Regions from separate parts of the Homo sapiens genome. Here region 2 is linked to region 1. A link is an interaction called in ENCODE POLR2A ChIA-PET data of the cell type or tissue named here. Cell type or tissue: PC-9. All regions are shown on one strand. Each heading gives the region's core, and the rest is flanking DNA. Links, peaks and the distances in the headings are about the cores only. Region 1 overlaps PPME1 (protein phosphatase methylesterase 1). Region 2 overlaps C2CD3 (C2 domain containing 3 centriole elongation regulator).

Region 1 (4,398 bases), core at 305-4,304:
TTATTTAGGCATGTTTGCATATTCAGGGTGCATATTCTGAGTTGGTGATTTTTCATGAGTTTCCATAATTCAGTTTTTCAGATTAGATTTAGTAATTCCAAAGTATTGTTGGATAATTTAATAATAGCAATTTTTAAAGTAAGTACTGTGTGCCAGACATTGTAATGGTAACTTTATGTTATTTAATGTGTCCACAGACCTGCATGGTGAATATTTTCCTGCATTGTGGGTAAAGACATTCAGACCCAGAGATTAAAAGTAACCCAACTAGTAGGTAGCAGAGCTAGGATTCAATCTAAGTTTAGTCTCTAGAATCCATTCACTTTTCAGTACACTAATATTTTCTCTTGGGTAAGGCCTGAAATCCTGGTGTCACTCTTCCTTTTAATAGATGCCAATGGATGTTGCCAAAAACAGTGGTTTTGAACTTCTTTATTAAAGCTTTTAGAGCTACTCTGACTAAAGTAGATTTGAGATCCCTATTTGCTTTGCACCCCTGGTGTGCTTGAGAGAAGTATCTTTTGAAAGTCACTGCTTTCGTATATACTATTACTATTAGAGGAACTATAAAATATTAAAGCCATTCATTATTCAACGTGTTTTTGGTTTATCAGTAGTTGTACTTTTTGGCCAGGTGTGGTGGCTCATGCCTGTAATCTCAGCACTTTGGGAGGCCGAGGCGGGTGGATCACCTGAGGTCGGGAGTTCAAGACCAGCCTGACCAACATAGAAAAACACCGTCTCTCCTAAAAATACAAAATTAGCTGGCGTGGTGGCACATGCCTGTAATCCCAGCTACTCAGGAGGCTGAGGCAGGAGAATCACTTGAACCTGGGAGGCGGAGGTTGTGGTGAGCCGAGATCGCGCCATTGCACTCCAGCCAGGGCAACAAGAGCGAAACTCCATCTCAAAAAAAAAAAAGTTCTACTTTTCTATTATTATCTCTTAAATTCCTTTTTTTTTCTTTTGCAAGAGATAGAGTCTTGCTGTGTTGCCCAGGCTGAAGTACAGTGGCTTTTCACAGGCATAATCTTGGTGCATTACAACCTCAAACTCGTGGGCTCAAGCAGTCTTCCCACTTCATCCTCTTGAGTAGGTAGGACTGAGGATACATGCTAGCATGCCCAGCTCTGTAGTGATTTAACTGACATGTATATAGTAGTCCCTTTTTATATTCTATGAGGTAAACTAGGGCAGGAGTTAATATTTTCTTTTAATAAATGAGAAAACTGAAATGTTCATTGACTTGCCTAAGATCACAGAATCATTATGTGGCAGGAACAACATTCAAACCCAGGACTTCGTATTTTTAGTCCATTGTTCTTTCTATAGCTTGCATTGAAGGGTTTGATATTTGAAGTGACAAAGATCTAAGTTTGAAGCCCAACTTAGGTATTTACATTGGTCGAGTCATTTAACTTCTCATAGTCTATTTTCTTATCTCTAAAATGAGAATACTTCTGCTTACCTGAGAGTGCTGTGAGAATAAGATAATACATAAAAAGCACTTATAGTTCCTGACACTGACACATAAGCTCTTAAAGAATGATAGCTAGTAGATAATTATACATTGAGAACTGTGAAGAAGGTTCATAGTTTATGTGGAAGCTCTCCTTTCAGTTTCTTATGTTATCAGCTTTTTTGTCCCCACAAGCTGTATGTTTATTCATATCTGATTAGATAGTCTTTCATCCATCTTCTTAAATTTATTATGGATATCAGGCCTCTTAGGAAGGCTTTAATGAGCTATTCACACAGATGGGGAAATAAAGGGCAAAGTGAAGTGATTTGCTCAAGGTCACAAATTGAGTTACTAAAATAATCAAATCCCAGTATTTCTGTTTTTTTTTTTATTTTTTCATTAGATTTTTAAAAAGTTAAATTTATATGCCATAGAATTCACTCTTTTAAATGTACAATTCAGTGATTTTTGGTATATTCACTCAGTTGTACAATTACCACCACTAATTGCAGAACATTTTCATCCTCCCATAAACTCGTTACTCATTAGCATCTTCCCTTCCTCCCAGCATGTATTGCTTCTGGATCTTGAGTCACAGAAAGGCTTTTCCTTTTTTTGGGTTATAAAGGAATCATTTATATTTTTTCCTGGTACCTGTGTAGTGTCCTTTTTTTTTTTTTTTTTTTTTTTGAGACAGAGTCTTGCTCTGTCACCGAGGCCGGATGGAGTGCAGTGGTGTGATCTTGGCCCACTACAACCTCCACTTCCCGGGTTCAGGCGATTCTCCTGCTTCAGCCTCCCAAGTAGCTGGGATTACAGGCATGCACCACCACACCCAGCTAATTTTTGTATTTTTAGTAGAGACGGGGTTTCATTATGTTGGCCAGGCTGCTCTTGAACTCCTGGCCCCAGGTAATCCACCCACCTCAGCCTTCCAAAGTGCTGGGATTACAGGCATGAGCCAATTTTTTTTTAATCCATTTGAAGTTTATCTTGATATGCAAAGTGAGGAAAAGAAGACATTTTATTTTTATCCAAAGGCTATCTAGTTGTTTTCATCATTTATTAAATTTTTTAGTCCTTTACCCATTACGTAAATTTCACTACAATAAAGAAATAGTCCTGGCCAGGCTCAGTGGTCCATGCCTGTAATCCCAGCACTTTGGGAGGCCAAGGCATGTGGACCACTTGAGCTTGGGAGTTGGAGACCAGCCTGGACAACATGGTGAAACCTCTTCTCTACAAAAATCACAAAAATTTAGCTGGGTGTGGTGGTGTGTGCCTGTAGTCCCAGCTACTCTGGAGGATCATTTGAGTCCGGGAAGCAAAGGTTGCAGTGAGCCAAGATAATGCCCCTGCACTCTAGCCTGGGACACAGAGTGAGACTTTGTCTCAAAAAAAAAAAAAAAAGTCTTCTTTCTCACTGATTAAAATGACACCTTTGTCATATGCCAAATTTCTATATAAATCCGGGTCTGTGGAGTTTCTTTTACGTGCCACTACTGTACTTTTAATTAGAGGATTTATTAATATGTTTTGATGGGTGGTAGAGGTTGTTTACCCCTCATTCATTTTGAGGATTTTCGTGGTTCCTCTTGTTTTTTTCTCACAAATAAACTTTCTAATCCCATAGACTAGTGCCAGAAAAAAATCCTGATAGTATTTTTATTGGGATTACATTAAATACAAACATTAATTTAGAATAAACGTTTTTATGATGTTGAATGTTCCTTGAAGAAATATGGTATCTTTCAATTTGTATGAATCCCTTTTGAAGGAAATATATTTCAGATTCCAAGTATTGACCTAAGTTATATTCAATCTAATATTACTTAAATTCAATAGTACTCTTAAATAATTGTGAAACTCAGTAGATTTACTCTTTAAATACAATTAAGTCTACAAAAATCCCCAAACTCACATTAGCAACATTATATTGATGTGAAACAATCTAATTTGCTGTTATCAGTTTACTGTAGTTTAAACTACAAGGACATTTATTATTGATAGGATGTTCCAGGGTTCATTCAGTTGCTAAACAATTTCATTCAGGACCCAGGCTGTTTGCATCCTTTCTTTTGCCATCCTTAGAATGGTGGCTTTTCCTTCTCTTGCTTGTCACCTTATGGTTGCAGGATGGCTGCTGCCACTCTACTTCTATCTTATCTTTACAAATAAAAAGAAGCGGGGGCCAAAGTCCTTTCCTAGCTAAGCTTGTCTTTTAATTTTTTCCCAGAAATGCAAGCTCCCCAACAGATTTTTCCCTTAAGTCTTATTGTCCAGAACTGTTCACATACCCATCCTAAAACCAATCACTGGCAGTAGGGAATGGGATTAACTATGACTGGTTTAGACCAATTTTGATTCATTCCCTTGGACTGGAGGAGAGACAACAAGAGATCTCCACTAGCTGCTCAAACAAAAGTATTACAATTCTGTTAGGGAAGAGAGAGTGGGAAGTGGGCAGGTAATGTCTGGAATAGAGAATAAACAGCATCTGGCCCAAATCCTGAGGTTAACAAGTGGAGAAGCCTAATCTTCTGATTTCAACTTCCCTACTGTTTTCATTGCAGTGTAAGTATAGGAAGTAATAATCCCACCCCCAACTCCCCTGCCCCTTATTGCCAGATTTCAGCCCCTTGACATTCATTTCAGAACTTCTGAGTAAAAGTCCGTTTTTCCATTGTTGCTTATTGCCAGCAAATCTATTTCTTCTTAGTATCTCCAAAATTGGGTAATTTGCTCTTTTGTTTTATTTTAAACCTAATGAGCCTTCCATGTTATGCTACTTGATGTCAGATTTCAGAAAACATCTCTAGTTGTTTGGGAAAGACTGTTTCCTTCAAACTACAAAATAGTTTTTTTTTTTTTAAGAGAAGAAACTTTTAATTAATAGTTCTATTAAGAGGGTGGCCACACTTAGATATTCTTCAAAT
Region 2 (4,398 bases), core at 274-4,273, 110 kb before region 1:
TATAGATTCAATGCCATCCACATCAAGCTACCAATGACTTTCTTCACAGAATTGGAAAAAACTACTTTAAAGTTCATATGCAATCAAAAAAGAGCCCGCATTGCCAAGACAATCCTACGCCAAAAGAACAAAGCTGGAGGCATCACACTACCTGACTTCAAATTATACTACAAGGCTGCAGTAACCAAAACAGCATGGTACTGGTACCAAAACAGAGATATAGACCAATGGAACAGAATAGAGCCCTCGGAAATAATACCACACATCTACAACCATCTGATCTTTGACAAACCTGACAAAAACAAATGGGAAAAGAATTCCCTATTTAATAAATGGTGCTGGGAAAACTGGCTAGCCATATGTAGAAAGCTGAAACTGAATCCCTTTCTTACACCTTATACAAAAATTAATTCAAGATGGATTAAAGACTTAAATGTTAGACCTAAAACCATAAAAACCCTAGAAGAAAACCTCGACAATACCATTCAGGCCATAGGCAAGGACTTCATGTCTAAAACACCAAAAGCAATGGCAACAAAAGCCAAAATTGACAAATGGGATCTAATTAAACTAAAGAGCTTTTGTACAGCAGAAGAAACTACCATCAGAGTGAACAGGCAACCTACAGAATGGGAGAAAATTTTTACAATCTACCCATCTGACAAAGGGCTAATATCCAGAATCTACAAAGAACTTAAACAAAGTTACAAGAAAAAATCAAACAACCCCATCAAAAAGTGGGCAAAGGATATGAACAGACACTTCTCAAAAGAAGACATTTATGCAGCCAACAGACACATGAAAAAAACTCATCATCACTGGCCGTCAGAGAAATGCAAATCAAAACCACAGTGAGATACCATCTCACACCAGTTAGAATGGCGATCATTAAAAAGTCAGGAAACAACAGGTGCTGGGGAGGGTGTGGAGAAACTGGAACACTTTTACACTGTTGGTGGGACTATAAACTAGTTCAACTATTGTGGAAGACAGTGTGGCGATTCCTCAAGGATCTAGAACTAGAAATACCATTTGACCCAGCCATCCTATTACTGGGTATATACCCAAAGAATTATAAATCATGCTGCTATAAAGACACATGCACACGTATGTTTATTGTGGCACTATTCACAATAGCAAAGACTTGGAACCAACCCACATGTCCATCAATGATAGACTGGATTAAGAAAATGTGGCACATACACACCATGGAATACTATGCAGCCATAAAAAAGGATGAGTTCATGTCCTTTGTAAGGACATGGATGAAGCTGGAAACCATCATTCTCAGCAAACTATCCCAAGAACAAAAAAACCAAACACCGCATGTTTTCACTCATAGGTGGGAATTGAACAATGAGAACACTTGGACACAGGAAGGGGAACATCACACACCAGGGCCTGTCGTGGGGTGGGGGGAGGGGGGAGGGATAGCATTAGGAGATATACCCAAAGTAAATGATAAGTTAACGGGTGCAGCACACCAACATGGCACATGTATACATATGTAACAAACCTGCACGTTGTGCACATGTACCCTAGAACTTAAAGTATAATAAAAAATAAAATAGAAAATGTGGCACAGATACACCATGGAATACTATGAAGCCATAAGAAAGGATGAGTTCGTGTCCTTTGTAGGTACATGGATGAAGCTAGAAACCATCATTCTGAGCAAACTATCTCAAGGACAGAAAACCAAACACCACATGTTCTCACTCATAGGTGGGACTTGAACAATGAGAACACTTGGACACAGGAGGGGGGAGGGATAGTGTTAGGAGATATACCTAATGTAAATGACGAGTTAATGGGTGCAGCACACCAACATGGCACATGTATACATATGTAACAAATCTGCACACATATGTAACAAACCTGCACGTTGTGCACATGTACCCTAGAACTTAAAGTATAAAAAAAAAGTCAAAAAGAAAGAAAGAAAGAAAAAAAAACATTTAACAAGTAGTCTTTAAAAGACAGGTTCTAGTTCCATCTACTCTGACAAGCCTCTCTAGGTGCAATCACTGAACTTTATAACCCCAGTTAGAGCTTCCAACTTAAAATTTCTTTCAGGGAAAGAAAAGTAGCTACAGCTTTGCTTTGATATGTTTTCCTCAACGTAAAGAATTTCCATTAGACCAATTCTTTTTTTTTTTGAACAGAAAGAAAACTGTTTTATTACACAATTAAACTTGAATGTGACATGCATCATAGTCAATCTGCTTAAGAGACTGCAGAGACAGAAAGATGGTCACCAAAATTAGTCCACAAGTAGAAGAATTTACAGCACCATGTCATAGACCAAATTCTTTTCAAACTTTCCCACCAAAGTAACAATGATTCAGAGAAGAGTAAACATTAAACTCAGAGAAGAGTAAACATTAAACTCTGAAGTGTAGGGGTCCCTGTTGCCTTAAAACAACTACAATAAGCATAACATCTACTAGTAGGCTTGTCTTTCATTTTAGAAATTCATGAAGGTTTTATATTATATTCCATAATACAACCATATTTGTATCTGAAATGTATAAATGAAAAACAGCATTTCTGTTCCCAAATATTGGTTAAAAAATTGACATGCTATTATTTAATCTTGTGACTTCTAGCACCCAGGGCACAAAACCAGACCAGATGACATTACTTTTTCAGTCATTTGTACTGGAAATAATAAAGAAAGAAACTGGGTGATGGGAAGAGAAAAGAGAATGGAGATTTTGTGAGGAAGCTTGGGAAGGAGAACTGAAGAGAAATGCTAGCCTTGGAAGGAAGATCTAGTGGCGTCCACAAAGCAGGAGAGAACTGAGGCATGTACAAGTTGCCAACAAAGCAGGACCTGGAAAAAGGCTGAACCTGGAAAAAGGCAGAGGAGCCTTAGAACCGGGAAAGCATTAAAGATATAGAGAACTATATGAGGAGCAAAACAACAAAACAAAATAATCACTGGCTACAACTTGGCCAAACCAGTTTACAAGCATATTAAAGAAAAAAATTTTTTAAGGCTAGTCAAGGGAAGCAGTAGGAGTTACAGCATATTTTTGAAAGAACAGGGAAAGGTAATTCTAATTTAATGGTAGTAGGCAAAAAATCAGTTAATGGAAATCAATAAAATAGTATTCATATTACTAATGTAAATGTATAAAATATCACTAATAGTACCCAGTGAGCTATCTTCTTAAAAGTTTTATTTTAGTGAAACTGAACAGTATTTATGCGGATTGACTTGCTGAGCATCCACCCCCACCTACTTTTATTGCATTGTACTCCTTTATTGTACAGATTGGAAGCATTAAAAGCTACATTTCTCGGACTCTTTTGCAGCTAGGGTATGGATGCAAATTGGCCTCTACCAATCAGATGCCCTCACAAAAGATCTGGAAGGCAGGCGGGAAGCAGAGGACATCTTTCTTTTCCTTCTGCTTTTGCTAATAACAAGGATGATGATGTAGAGACATTGTGTTTTTTGATCTAGCATTTGGTCCCTGGGTGCAGAGAGGCCCTGTGGCAATGGCTATGACGAGAGCTTCTGATTCTTAGATTTCAGTTTTGGCACTGTATTCTGAACTTAAAAGATTTAGTGGTTCCCTCCTAGAAGTTTAGCCTAGAGCTCACTCCTCTAGCCCTTCTAATGACTTAAAGTACCTTAATATTCTATATTAAACTCCTCTCTGCTTAAAATGGCTGGAGTGGGTTCCATTTCCTCTGCCTGATATAGCTTTCATCTCTCATTCTTTCTCCCATTTTCCTTTTTCGGTCTTAAGCTTCAACTAATTTCTTCCAATAAAATGTCATAAATCCTCACAATTAGGAAGAGATAACCTGGCTCTACCACAGCAGCTCTCACATATTGTATAATAATCTGTGTTTCCCTCACTAGACTGAGAGCTCTTTGAATGCACAGAGTATTCCCAAGGCCCTTATTAAATGTTTGCTGACTTCCCACTGCCCTTTGTCTACAGATAGTTGCCCAGGGTTAGAGAGAGGAGTTGCCTTGTCTGCTTGCAGTACATACCCACAGAAGATAGCAACATCTTCTCAAGAAAGCTCTGAGGAAGATCAGCAGAGAGGACCAATCACTGTTCCCAGAGGCAGGACACCTAGGTTCCAATGTAGTCTGCCATTGCTTTAGTGTGACATATTGGATACACCACTTCATTCTGGCTAACTGGGCCTCGGTTTTCTCATCAGAAATAAGTGCTCTCAAACCACCTTCCACAGTAAAATTCTAATTCTAGATATATATCAACCTTGCTCACATCTCTCATGGCACTACCCCCATCCCTCTGGTTTATTTATTTATTTATTTATTTTTTGAGACGGAGTCTCACTCACTCTGTCGCCCAGGCTGGAGTGCAGAGGCACGATCTCGGCTCACTGCAACCTCCACCTCCTGGGTTC

Evidence for each region. ChIA-PET counts read pairs that join two places held together with the same protein. Peaks named below come from ENCODE experiments on the same cell type or tissue, not always from the same donor. Only the 100,000 strongest peaks of a DNase experiment are listed, where the experiment ranks them.
Region 2: POLR2A ChIA-PET joins it to region 1 with 6 read pairs; 4 of 35 experiments call an interaction of 5 or more read pairs at or near these places.

The regions. Positions count from the first base shown.
Region 1 is chr11:74,174,593-74,178,990 of GRCh38, forward strand. The region is part of intron 1 of PPME1 (protein phosphatase methylesterase 1); the gene reads left to right. Among named protein-coding and RNA genes, the nearest start is that of PPME1, 5.5 kb to the left of the region's middle. In PC-9, for the core only: no CTCF peak of the experiment used is centred there; no DNase peak of the experiment used is centred there.
Region 2 is chr11:74,064,507-74,068,904 of GRCh38, forward strand. The region is part of intron 24 of C2CD3 (C2 domain containing 3 centriole elongation regulator); the gene reads right to left. Among named protein-coding and RNA genes, the nearest start is that of UCP3, 58 kb to the left of the region's middle. In PC-9, for the core only: no CTCF peak of the experiment used is centred there; a DNase peak (open chromatin) is centred at 2,355; H3K4me3 peaks cover 546 bases; H3K27ac peaks cover 2,990 bases.